Linked DNA regions of Homo sapiens: regions 1 and 3 are each linked to region 2. A link is a contact called in ENCODE Hi-C or POLR2A ChIA-PET data. All regions are on one chromosome and are shown on one strand. The core of a region is the stretch at or near the end of the contact, and the rest is flanking DNA. Distances in the headings are between cores, read along the strand shown. Region 1 holds the start of CIRSR (corepressor of RBPJ and splicing regulator). Region 2 holds the start of NFE2L2 (NFE2 like bZIP transcription factor 2). Region 3 overlaps CHRNA1 (cholinergic receptor nicotinic alpha 1 subunit).

Evidence for each region. Hi-C counts contacts between places; a loop is a spot of excess contacts on that map. ChIA-PET counts read pairs that join two places held with the same protein, here RNA polymerase II (POLR2A). Pooled maps may share reads with other maps.
Region 1: a loop to region 2 is called in a pooled map, with 20 times the contacts of the local background. The contact joins the promoter of CIRSR here to the promoter of NFE2L2 in region 2. A Hi-C loop is called at or near these places in 5 of 50 pooled maps. POLR2A ChIA-PET finds 5 or more read pairs at or near these places in 2 of 52 experiments (CD4-positive, alpha-beta T cell and GM12878).
Region 3: a loop to region 2 is called in a pooled map, with 7 times the contacts of the local background. The contact joins the enhancer-like site here to the promoter of NFE2L2 in region 2. A Hi-C loop is called at or near these places in 3 of 50 pooled maps. POLR2A ChIA-PET finds 5 or more read pairs at or near these places in 2 of 52 experiments (A549 and activated CD4-positive, alpha-beta T cell).

The regions. Positions count from the first base shown.
Region 1 is chr2:174,393,463-174,397,396 of GRCh38, forward strand. CIRSR (corepressor of RBPJ and splicing regulator) reads right to left here and starts at 2,250. Exons shown (of 10, transcript NM_004882.4): 1 at 2,089-2,250. The coding sequence starts at 2,160. SCRN3 (secernin 3) reads left to right here and starts at 2,268. Exons shown (of 8, transcript NM_024583.5): 1 at 2,268-2,355. RefSeq lists enhancers at 2,149-2,198, 2,696-3,196.
Region 2 is chr2:177,262,800-177,266,440 of GRCh38, forward strand. NFE2L2 (NFE2 like bZIP transcription factor 2) reads right to left here and starts at 1,928. Exons shown (of 5, transcript NM_006164.5): 1 at 1,733-1,928. The coding sequence starts at 1,777. RefSeq lists an enhancer at 1-1,101 and silencers at 782-941, 1,202-2,071.
Region 3 is chr2:174,748,878-174,752,420 of GRCh38, forward strand. It overlaps CHRNA1 (cholinergic receptor nicotinic alpha 1 subunit), which reads right to left. Exons shown (of 9, transcript NM_000079.4): 7 at 1,069-1,292. Among named protein-coding and RNA genes, the nearest start is that of CHRNA1, 14 kb to the right of the region's middle. RefSeq lists an enhancer at 2,241-2,420. Within about 2 kb of position 2,279, at least 3 of the 41 ENCODE cell types and tissues checked have a DNase peak (open chromatin) inside an H3K27ac peak, as active enhancers do.

The sequences.
Region 1 (3,934 bases), core at 1,000-3,499, 2.9 Mb before region 2:
ACTGGACTTTAATAAACCCAACATGCCTAATTTTACAATTAGAATTTTCTTTCTTTCTTTTTAAATATAGATGGGGTCTCACTTTGTTGCCTATGCTGGTCTTGAATTCCTGGCCTCTCAAAGTGCTGGAATTATAGGTATGAGCCACCATACCTGGCCCTTAAAATTTTCATGGTGGAACTCTTTTGCACTCTTTGATCAAACTCCTTTGTTTCTTCCACTTCTATTAAAAAAAAAAAAAAACTTTACTGGAGTATGACATATAAAAAGCTGTACATATTTAATGTATACAACCTGAGTTTGGTGACAAGTATATCCCTGTGAAACCATCATCACAATCTACACTATAAACATATCCATCACCTCCAAAAGTTTCCTCCTACCCTAATAAATTTTTCTATTTATCTTCATTTAATATAGTTCCTTTATCCTTAGTTAATAAAGAATGCTAGAGGTCACCCCCTCTCCCCATAAAGTGTTAACTATCTAGAAAGGTCTGCTAATCAAAAACATTTCATTCTTCTCCTCTATCCTGGGAAAAGTATAAAACAGATCAAAGAGGCCAACAATATTTGGTACATTTTACATAACACTTTACACAGATGAGAAGAATGTAGGTTCTAAGCCTATAACTGCTTTACTGAATTTCTCATAGCGGACTTGCAAAAGTTATTCTCTGTGGATTTCTTTTTTCTTGTAAGAAAGCTGATACATTGAAATTTATAAAGCGAAATGTCAAAAGTTCCAGTAAAAAATTATGATTTCTCAGGTATATTTGTCTCTAAATATAAACAGCAAATAAGCAAGCACCTGAATTCCATCTAATCTCTTCATTCTTGTAAAAATAGTAACAGCTGACCCCCTAAGTATGCAGAGAAAGGAAATGTCTGTGTTTGGTGTCAAAAGTTATTGAGCCAACCAAATACAAGAAACCTCTCCCTCCCACAGTTGCAACCACACAAACACAAACTGGTGCAGTGGAAAAAAAATCACTGGGTTAATCAGGTGTTCCAGATCCTAGTTCTGGTACAACATTTAACTAGCTGTGTAACTCTTGGCAAATTTGTTTCCTCATTTATAAAATGAGGAGATGGGGCTGGATGATTACCAAAGAGCTTTCAAGGTGTATCTGTGTTATTAAAATTTCATGGGGGAGTTATTAAGAAAAAATGTTTAATAAGACTCCTTAGGAAGGTAACAGTGAAAAAAAAGTTGAGAATCACTGGTCTAGAAGTGAGAGTATATAGCAGTATCTCATCACCTCAACTCGTTCTAAAAACAAATAAAAGCTTAGTTATTTTCACAAGTTTCTATGTAGGGGCAATCAACATTTTATTGAGCACCTCCTCTCTGTAGTGGACACAGTGATAGATGCCTACGTTGTTTCAAATCCTTTATCTTCACTATTTCACTTAATCCTCACAATTAAGTCAATCATCCTTAATTTACAGATTAGAAGACTGAGGGTCAGATATTACAAATATTTTGTGCAAGGTCTTAAGGCTAAAAGTGACTGCTCGAATAACTAGAATCCAGGTTTGACTCCAAAGCTGATTCTTTCTACTTCACTCTTTTGCTTTTCATTACTATGATATTCACCAAAGTATTACAACTGGTAGACCTGTAATTATGTAAAACACTAAACTTCAACGAGTTTAGTCATCAAAAAGACACTAGATTATTAGGTAATTTTTTTAAAGATCTATCTTAAGTAAACGGGGAGGCTTCTTTGTACAGAAAAGTAGAGTTCAGAAGCCGTGATCCCTGGGATCCGAAAAGACAAAAAACCAGAATCAGCTGAAGGAAGTACTGAGGAATTTTGACATTAGTCTTCGCATATTATGGATTTGCATTCTGGCCGACAAAGATTCTCTAGGCCACCGGTCTCCTCGCTGTTGCAGAATAAACGCTGAGGACCCGCTGCGTCAGCGAGCTGCTCAGCAGAGAAAGGCGAGACCACCAGGGCTTTAGGCCTAGAGAAGCGGAGGCTGTCCTAGGGATCTCAGAGACACCATCACTTTCACTTCCAGCAGCCTCTGGGAAGGCGGTCCCTGTGGGCCTAATCCCTCCCCGGGTCTGTTTACTCACTTTTTTGATATTGGATTTGGAGGCAGGATGAAAGTCTTTCTTGCACATGAAGTTGGCGAAGGATTTCCCCATCTTGGAACTGGAACTAGGGAAAGCAGGGGCTAGATCTGTTAGCAACGTAAACAAACTCAGCCGCCTAACCGGAACTGCGTTTCCAGCAGCAAGGGGGAACTTCCGAGATCAAAGGTGACAGCTTCCGGCAACTGATGCCTCCACTGGCCACTCCTCCCTCCGTCCACCTGTCACTTCGGGTAGCTGGGAGGCCAGGTGAGGGGCGCGCACGGGGGAGGGGCGTGCATAGTTGAGACAGAAACCCGGAAGACCCAACTGTGGCGCGGCACTGCTTGACCGAGGGGCTCCGGAGCCCAGCTGCACCGGCTGCGGTTTGAGCGCCCAGGGCCGGGGTGCGGGGTGGACCGCGGCGGCCCTTCGACCAAAGGTGCTTGAAGCTCGAGCCCATTACTTTCTGTGGACTCTGACTCGAGCTGCAAAAGCTTTTCTGCACTGTTTTTCTCATCTATGTTATGAAGATAATAATTCCGGCCCTAACCGTAGTATGCTTGCGAGAATCCAACAATATGATGTTTCTGAAAGCGCCGGCTGAACTAAGAGCGCGTGAAATAGAATGACAGACAGCTCTGCAAGAACGGAGGCCCTGTCTATTTTGTACCCAGCTGTACGGTACTGGCGCCGAAAGACGTTCAATAAATACTTATTGAATGACGAATACGCGTTAGGAGTTGGTAAAATCTCTCAAGGCTTCACCTCCTCAGTGGGCTAGGTGCAATTCTAACCAGGGGGCAAGTTTCCTTAGCTTTCCCTACGACCCCAGTTAGGCAGCTCAGGTTACTATTGCAGCTTGATGGCCCTTGGGACTCCAGGTTTTTGAGTGGACGTGGCTGCTACTGCAGCAGGTGATCCACCAACCAAGTTCTCTATCAGGGTAATGTTAAGAATAAACCTTGGCCGGGCGCGGTAGCTCACGCCTGTAATCCCAGCACTTTGGGAGGCCAAGGTGGGTGGATCACCTGAGGTCAGGAGTTCAAGACCAGCCTGGCCAACATGGTGAAACCCCGTCTCTACTAAAAACACGAAAAATTAGCCGGGTGTGGTGGCACGCGCCTGTAATCCCAGCTACTCGGGAGGTTGAGGCAGGAGAATCACTTGAACGCGGGAGGCGGAGGTTGCAGTGAGCCAAGACTGCTCCATTGCACTCCAGCCCGGGCAACAAGAGTTAAACTCCATCAAAAAAAAAAAACAAAAAACGAATAAGCCTTTATGAGAAATTTTCTCTCCTACCAAATAATAACAATAACAGCTTTCATGTGAGTATCTACTATGTTCTATGCACTGTGCAAAACACTTTACGTGTTGCCTTATTAAGTTCTCATAACAGCCCATCAAATAGTGTCTTATTTTTCTGATGAGGCAGAAGGCATAGGTAAGAGAGAGATTAAATAGTCTGCCAAAGTTATATAGTGATAGAACTAACTATAAAACACAAATAGAAGGAGATCCAGGACATAAGAGTTGAAATACAGAAAGAAAATAACAGAAGCCATCAAGACATCAGACTTCTCGTCACTGAGGAGAAGAGGAAAACCCTTAAGAGTTTCAGTCTGAAGTTTTTATTTAGTCATTTTCTTTTCTTTTTAAGGAAACATTTATTATATTTAAATTTTGTTTTTAAGTTGCTAGCATCTGCCTGTGTAAAGCCATTTTAAGGTTTTGCCATTATTAAAGGAAAGAAGGAAACTCTGTAAAACAATGTGTCTGTTCTGGCAGCAAAATAAGGACCTTTAGGTGTTCTATTATAAGTGAAGATCTAAGATTTTCCAAGTTACAA
Region 2 (3,641 bases), core at 678-3,177:
ATATCCTTCAGTCAAACAAGCATTCCTATAGATAACTCTTGAACAGCAGCTATTAAATAAATCGGAAGGTACAATTTAATTCTTCACTAGTTGGAACCAGAAGAATACAATCCCAATGAAGACTGGGGAAAAGTTCAAGACAAACAACTTTAAAGGGGGAAAAAAGCACAATTAATACATTGTCCATAACTTAAAACTTTACAATAGATCTTTGGAATTAACCGAAAACTTTACATTTAACAGCATAAACGTATTTACTGTACATCAAGTACACATTTCCTTGAATTCCAATTTTTTTCCTAAAATTCATTTACAAAAGAAGTTAGAAATATAAATATCTACTTTTAAAGTTTCTACAAAGGATGAGCAGAAACTTCTTTTCACTTTTATAACAATTCACAGAAATTAGCAAGTGTTTTGAAACGCAAGCGTTCCACTCTCTGCCCCTGCAGAAGAGGGGGAACATGTTAAGAAATTGAGGCAAATTCTCAACTGAAAAGGAAACATATATAAAGTACTCAGGGGAGAAATAATAGCTGAAAGCAAAAAATTACTAACAGACTAAAAGCAACAGAAATTCTAATCTACACTCGCAACTCTTACCCTTGACAGCACAGAAGAGAATATCCCGTCTTACACATTTTGGAATTGCAATTCTGAAACGCTAAATCCAAAGACAAAGCCGCTCTGGGGAAAATAGCAATTGCGCAACAGATCAACAGCTCCAACCTGTCCCTTGGCCCTGGCGCGGCGAGGTTTGCACGCTATAAAGCAGGAAAGGGCCAACCGAGGGCTGCTGTGACGGCCAACCGAGCGCTGTCACGGAAGCCAAGGCCACGCGCGCGGTGAGCGCCACCAGGGGGCACCGCGTCCGAACTAGAAGCCCCGGGTGCCGCCGACTCCGGCCTCAGAGTCCACTGCCCTCGCCCGCACTTTCCCGCGGCGTTACGAGGGGCCAACTCCGGGTGCCCGAGCCCGAACCCCTCCCCGGCCGAGAAAGTGCGCGGGGCCCGGCTCAGCCGCCACACGTCGGGGCTTCTGAGCCCGCTGGGCACTTAAGGCGCTCCTCCCTCGTCCCGGGGCTGGGCTTTCAAGAGAGCTCAAGGCTGCCAGAGAGTGATCCGAGAGATGGATGACTTCGCAAAGCCGCGCCCACAGACGGCCCAGCGGGGTGAGCGCGTCGCAGCCCGCACTCAAGGAGGTCTTGGGGCGCGGCGAAGGGGCTCCGGGTCCCAGCCCGAAGGCGACCTCAGTTCCCCCGAGAGCGGCCCCGTGACTAGGCACATTTTTGCCGGCACCGAGGCGGGGGAGCCGCGCAGCCCCGGAAGGGCCGGGCCGCGCCGGCTCAGACGGCCAGCGTCCGCCCCCTCTTGCCCCGCCGCCCACCGGGCCGCTCAAACTTAGGGGCTCCGGAGTCCCAGCTCTCGGGCCCGGGGACGCGGCTGGATTCTCCCCCAAGGCCCACGCGAGCGGGCTCAGTCCCCAGACCTTCCCGCAACTTCCCACCCGTTCGCCCTCGGGCTCGTGGTCGGTCGGATCACCCGGCCGCGTCCCCGCTGCCCCTCCCCGCCCTGCCCCGGCGCAAGCGCGGCGGCTCTACCCAGCGCCGCGGTCCTGGCTCTGGCCAGACGTGGGGGAAGCCGGTTGCGGCTGTCCCTCCCGGGCCGCGGTTCCCTAGCTCCCCCGCCCCCGTCCCGGCACCACCGCAGGGCCCAGAGGGCCGAGGCAGCACCTGCTGGGACGGGAGTCCCGGCGGCGGCAGCTCCAAGTCCATCATGATGAGCTGTGGACCGTGTGTTGGGGCTCCCCGACGGCGGCCCTGTTCCGGCTGCCGAGGCGCGGCGCGGACAGGGCGGCTCTGGTGGCGGCGGCGGCGGCGGTGGCGGCTGCGTCGGCGGCTCCTCCGGGCTCCCCGGCACTCGGTAATCGGCTACACGCCGGCGGGCCCCTGCCCCGCTCCGCCTCCCGCCCCACAAGGGCGGGGCAAGAGTCCGGGCCCTTCCTTCCCCCGCCGGCCGCGCGGGCTGAGCTTCCGAAAATCCCCCACCCGCGCCGGGGCTGACGCAAGAAGCTCGCGGTCCGGGGGCGGGAAGGGACTGCCAGCTGGGGTCCCAGCAGGCGGGGGACCTAGAGGAGGTCTCCGTTAGCTCCCCGGTGCCGGCGTTCAGTTTGCCCTCCCCCGCAAATAAGGGCAGCGCTCTCGCCCGCGAGATAAAGAGTTGTTTGCGAAGGTCGCTGGAGTTCGGACGCTTTGAAACAGTTTAAACAGTTGGAACAAACACACCCGGAGCCCCGGAAAGGCGTTGGTGTAGGAGCTGCGCCTCCCTGATTTGGAGTTGCAGAACCTTGCCCTGCTTTTATCTCACTTTACCGCCCGAGAATGGCGCCAGCCGGGGTGGGGGGGGCTAAAGATTTGGACCCAGACCGTGCCACTGCCAACTGCCCTCCCGCCCTTGCTCCCTTCCCGGGCTGGGGCCAGTGGGCCCTGCCTAGGGGAGATGTGGACAGCTCCGGCAGCTCGTGTTCGCAGTCACCCTGAACGCCCTCCTCTGAACTCCCACGTGTCTCCATTCTCCTAAGCTCAGGTCGTCAAAGGCAAACGGAGAAGCCCCTTTAGGTCGGAGAGTGGTCAGTATTGCCCACCCAGAGCTGGGAGAAAAACGGGAACCCCAAGAGAACCTCTTCCCACCAAAGCGCAGCCACCACGCCACAGATGGCGCCCTTCAACAGTGTGTAATACCACAACATGCTGTAATCGTTTACTCTTTACAAATTTCTTTTTCACGTACTCACAAAATAGTACAAATTAAAAAAAGTTACAAAAACGTTTGTATAGTATTGGCTCATTTTATAAAAACGTGCCTAGAAAAAAATTGAAGGTTACCAATATATTAAATGCTGTGGAATCAACGATTTTTATGTTTCTCCTTGTTACTTCCAAGTATGCTTTAAATCTGCAGTGCGTATGTTTTATGTCTTACATTAAAAACAATTATTTAAAAATTAATCATTGCCCAGAGAAGACTTCAAGTATTTGAAACGAGGAATATTGTGAACTCTTATAAGGGTTCAAAGAGGATAGATAAATGGTTTAGTTTTGTTTTTTTCTTCCTCTTCTGCATTTACAATCTTTCTAACTCTATACAAGACTGGTTTTCAGTTTCTAGCTTCCTGGAATTATTCAAAACCAGGTGAAGTAGATAATACTGGCAGTGGTTTTGCTATTTCATTCAAAAACCACACACACACCCCTGACTATAGCAATCAACGCCCAAAAAGCTGCAGAGCTTACTTTCTCTAGGTTGCATAATTTGACACTCCCAGGATTTATGTGTAAATTTGTATATTCAGATATTCCTTGAGATAAGTGAAGCCTAAATTAATTACTTGTAATTGAAGCAAGCTTCTTTAACTCCTATTAATTCCTTTCAGCTGTTATGTGAAAACCCTGCAACATGATCTGCACAATGAAAACAAGTTAGGAGAAAACTGTTTGCAAAGGACCTCACATGAAAGATGCAGAGACATAATAATAAAATAACATTTCTGAGTCCAAGAAAAAGACAAGAGTAAATTGTTAACAATTCAAGTTACTTATTAAAATTACGACATCAGAGAAGGTAGACAATGAGCCTAGTAGG
Region 3 (3,543 bases), core at 1,029-3,528, 2.5 Mb before region 2:
TCTGTCTTTGAATTATCAATGTGATTTGGGGTAAGTCATTCAGTTTTTCTGGGCTTCAGCCTCCTTGTCCTTAAAACAAAAGAACTATACTAGATTTTTTCAAAGATCCCTCTGTATCCCGGGTCCTGTGAAATGACTATGGTTAACAGTGATGATTCTGTAATGTGAGAAGTTCGCCACTGGAGGGAGCCCATGTGCAGTCATCGACCTGGGGCCACCAATGAGCTTAAAAGCGTCAGGATCCCCTACAGGTATGGAAAATGCCTTAGCAATGTGTCACCAGGATCAAATGGTTAAAGAAGGGGCCCCTCCACTTCAAATATATCCCACAAAACAGCTAGATTGTTTTCTTCTGTTTCCTGTTCCTGAAGAAACTGCAGTACAGGTATTGCCAGCAGTCATCTATCAGCCTTTACAGAAACAGGGACTCTTACTCTCCTCTTAAAAGAGTACATTGTGAGCAGTAGCTTCTTTTGTCAATTCCTGACAAATATTTTACATTCTGGACAAAAGATCCTGGACTTCAGTGTCTCTGTAAAGTTTTGTCAAAGAAAGACATATTTGAAATGTTAAATTTTTAAATTCAATAACGTAACTATTTCAGACCTAGTCCTTCACTAAAACTCACTTTTTGACCCTCTCTCATCAGGAACCCTCCCATCTCTAGCCCTCATTCTATTCATTCTATTCTCAACAGATGATTTCACCAGCAAAAAATAAGCCAGTCTGTTCACAGATTGGAAAACATACAAAAGAAATCGCGAGAATTTCACGGCATTTCAATAAAAAGCAGCCGTTTGTTCATCTTCTCTGATCAAAGAGATTCTTTAAACTTGAATTTGGAATGAGCTTTGTTAATTCTGTTTTTCTTTTCTCTCTGGGAAGGCTACAGGAGTTATTTATTCCTAAAAAGAGGCCAAAGAAAGTTCCTTCCAAAAATTCCCTAAAGCCCAAAGAGAACTTAGTTCCTAAATAGCCCCAAGTATTAGCTAGAAACCCACTGGCTCCTCGAAGGGGAGGCCTGTAGATGTGCCTCCGTGTGAAGTCTGCAGGGGCCTCCCCACTCACCTTCCGCACCCAGTTGGGCATGACATGGGTGCTGGGTGAGCGGTGGTGTGTGTTGATGACGATGACAGTGATGATGATGGAGGCAATGACGAACACCATGGTGAACAGCATGTATTTTCCAATCAAGGGCACAGCACTGGACGTGGAGGGGATCAGCTCCACGATGACCAGAAGGAACACAGTCAAAGACAGTAAGACAGAGATGCTCAGAGTCATCTTCTCCCCTGAAAAGACCAAAAAAAAAAAAAAAAATCCCACAACTACCCATCTGGGTTGGGCTGCAGTGTTCCTCCCACCCCACCATTTATATGTGGAAGTCCTGAGTCCTGGGACCTAAGAATGTGACTGTATTTGAAGACAGGGACTTTAAGGAGGTAATTAAATGAAAACGAGGTGATATGGGGTAGTGAGTAATCAAGTATGACTAGTGTCCTTATAAGGAGAGGAATTAGGACACAGATGCATAGACGGAAGGCCATGGGACACAGGAAGAAGATGGCCATTACAAACCGAGAGAGGCCTCACAAGAAACCAACTCTACTGGCACCTTGATCTTGGAATTCCAGTCTCCAGAACTGTGAGAAATTACATTTCTGTTATCTAAGCCTCACAGCCTATGGTGTTTTGTGTGGCAGCCCAAGCAAACTAATTCACCACTGAAACCCAAGGGTAAGAGGAATGTGACTGACATGTTCTCAAAGCATTATTCTGGGAAATCTCAAAGCATTTTTTTCTGCAGAATTTCCTATGTAACCACCATACCTTAACTTTTCTGACAGCAGCCAGTGGCAAGCATTTCCATTAGAGGCTGCCAAGCAGAAAACGGAACAATATTTCATCTCATGCTCCAGATTTCTGATTCTTGGTGGAACCCAGGGAACTGAAAGGAGTTCTGGGTGGACAAGCTGGACTCGGTGTGGCATTTCCCTTCTGCAGCAGGATGCATTAAACCTCATAAAACGGAACCACCCCTGGCCTATTTCTTACCCAGCAGATGAATGGGCAGCCCAGAAGTACACATATCTTTCTGTTATTGAGGGAGCAAGCTGTAAGACCAAAACCCAAGAAAAGGACAAAATCCGGAAGGCTAAGGAGTTCTCCTTGACGTCCTGAGTGATCTTCTGATACAGTGGTTTCACACCACTCGCTGTCTCATTTTCATATAAGAGGAAGTTTGTCTTCTCACTTATTTCTTGTTTTGTTTTTTTTGCATACTAAGGGAGCAGGGATTTCCCCAGCCCCCACCTCTTTTCTGCAGGCCCTTTGATCTCAGGAGAGTTTTGGCTGGGCAAACTTGGCAGCAGGAAGGTCAGGGGCCGAATGGCACTGAGGTAGTTTTGTGAGGCTTGACCACCTTAGGTGCAGCAGAGAAGCTCTGGGAGGGACTTTCCCTGGGCTGGCCTTGCTGTTGGTGCTGCTGGAAACCCTTGTGTTACCCTGCTTTCAATGATGAAGCTGTCCCCTACTGGCTGCTTCCGGATGCTAGAATATATATAGAATATGTATGTATGTATACGATAAAGAGTGGAAACAAACAAGAAATTGTCAATTCTACCTGGTGGGTAGGAAAACCTTTCAAAGTGAAAAAGAATACAATTACAAATACAAAATATTTGTCCACTTATATAAAATTTGTTGATTAATAATAATGATAATAATAATAGCCAACATTTATCAAGCATAATTTTTGTGCTAAGTGCTTTTCTTTTTTCTTTCTTTCTTTTCTTTCTTTTTTTCTTCTTTTTTTTTTTGTGAGGGAGTCTCACTCTGTTGCCCAGGCTGGAGTTCAGTGGTGCCATCTCAGCTCACTGCAACCTCCGCCTCCAGGGTTCAAGCGATTCTCCTGCCTCAGCCTCCCAAGTAATTGGGATTACAGGCACGTGCCACCACACCTGGCTAATTTTTTGTATTTTTAATAGAGATGGGGTTTCACCATGTTGGCCAGGCTGGTCTCAAACTCCTGACCTCAAGTGATCCATCCGCCTTGGCCTCCGAAAGTGCTGGGATTACAGGTGTGAGCCACTGCATCTGGCCCCTAAGCACTTTTCAAGCACAAATCATTTAACGTTTATAGAGACTCTTGTTAGTTCCCATAATGCCCCGACAGTGTTTTTATTTTAAAAAGTTTCATTTGAGGGCCTGGTGCGGTGGATCATGCCTGTAATCCTAACACCCCGGGAGGCCAAGGCAGGGGGATCACTTGAGGCCAGGAGTCTGAGACTAGCCTGGGCAACATAGCAAGACTCCATCTCTATTTATTTATTTTTTTAATGTAAAAAAGTTTCATTTGATTAGAAAGTTGAAAGAATTGTGTTTGTGATTATTTGTTTAAAAACAAGTGCAGGGCAGGCACAGTGGCTCACACCTGTAATCCCAGCACTTTGGGAGGCCGAGGTAGGCAGATCTTTGAGCCCAGGAGTTCGAGACTGGCCTCGGCAACATGGTGCAACCCCGTTTCTACAAAAAATACAAAAA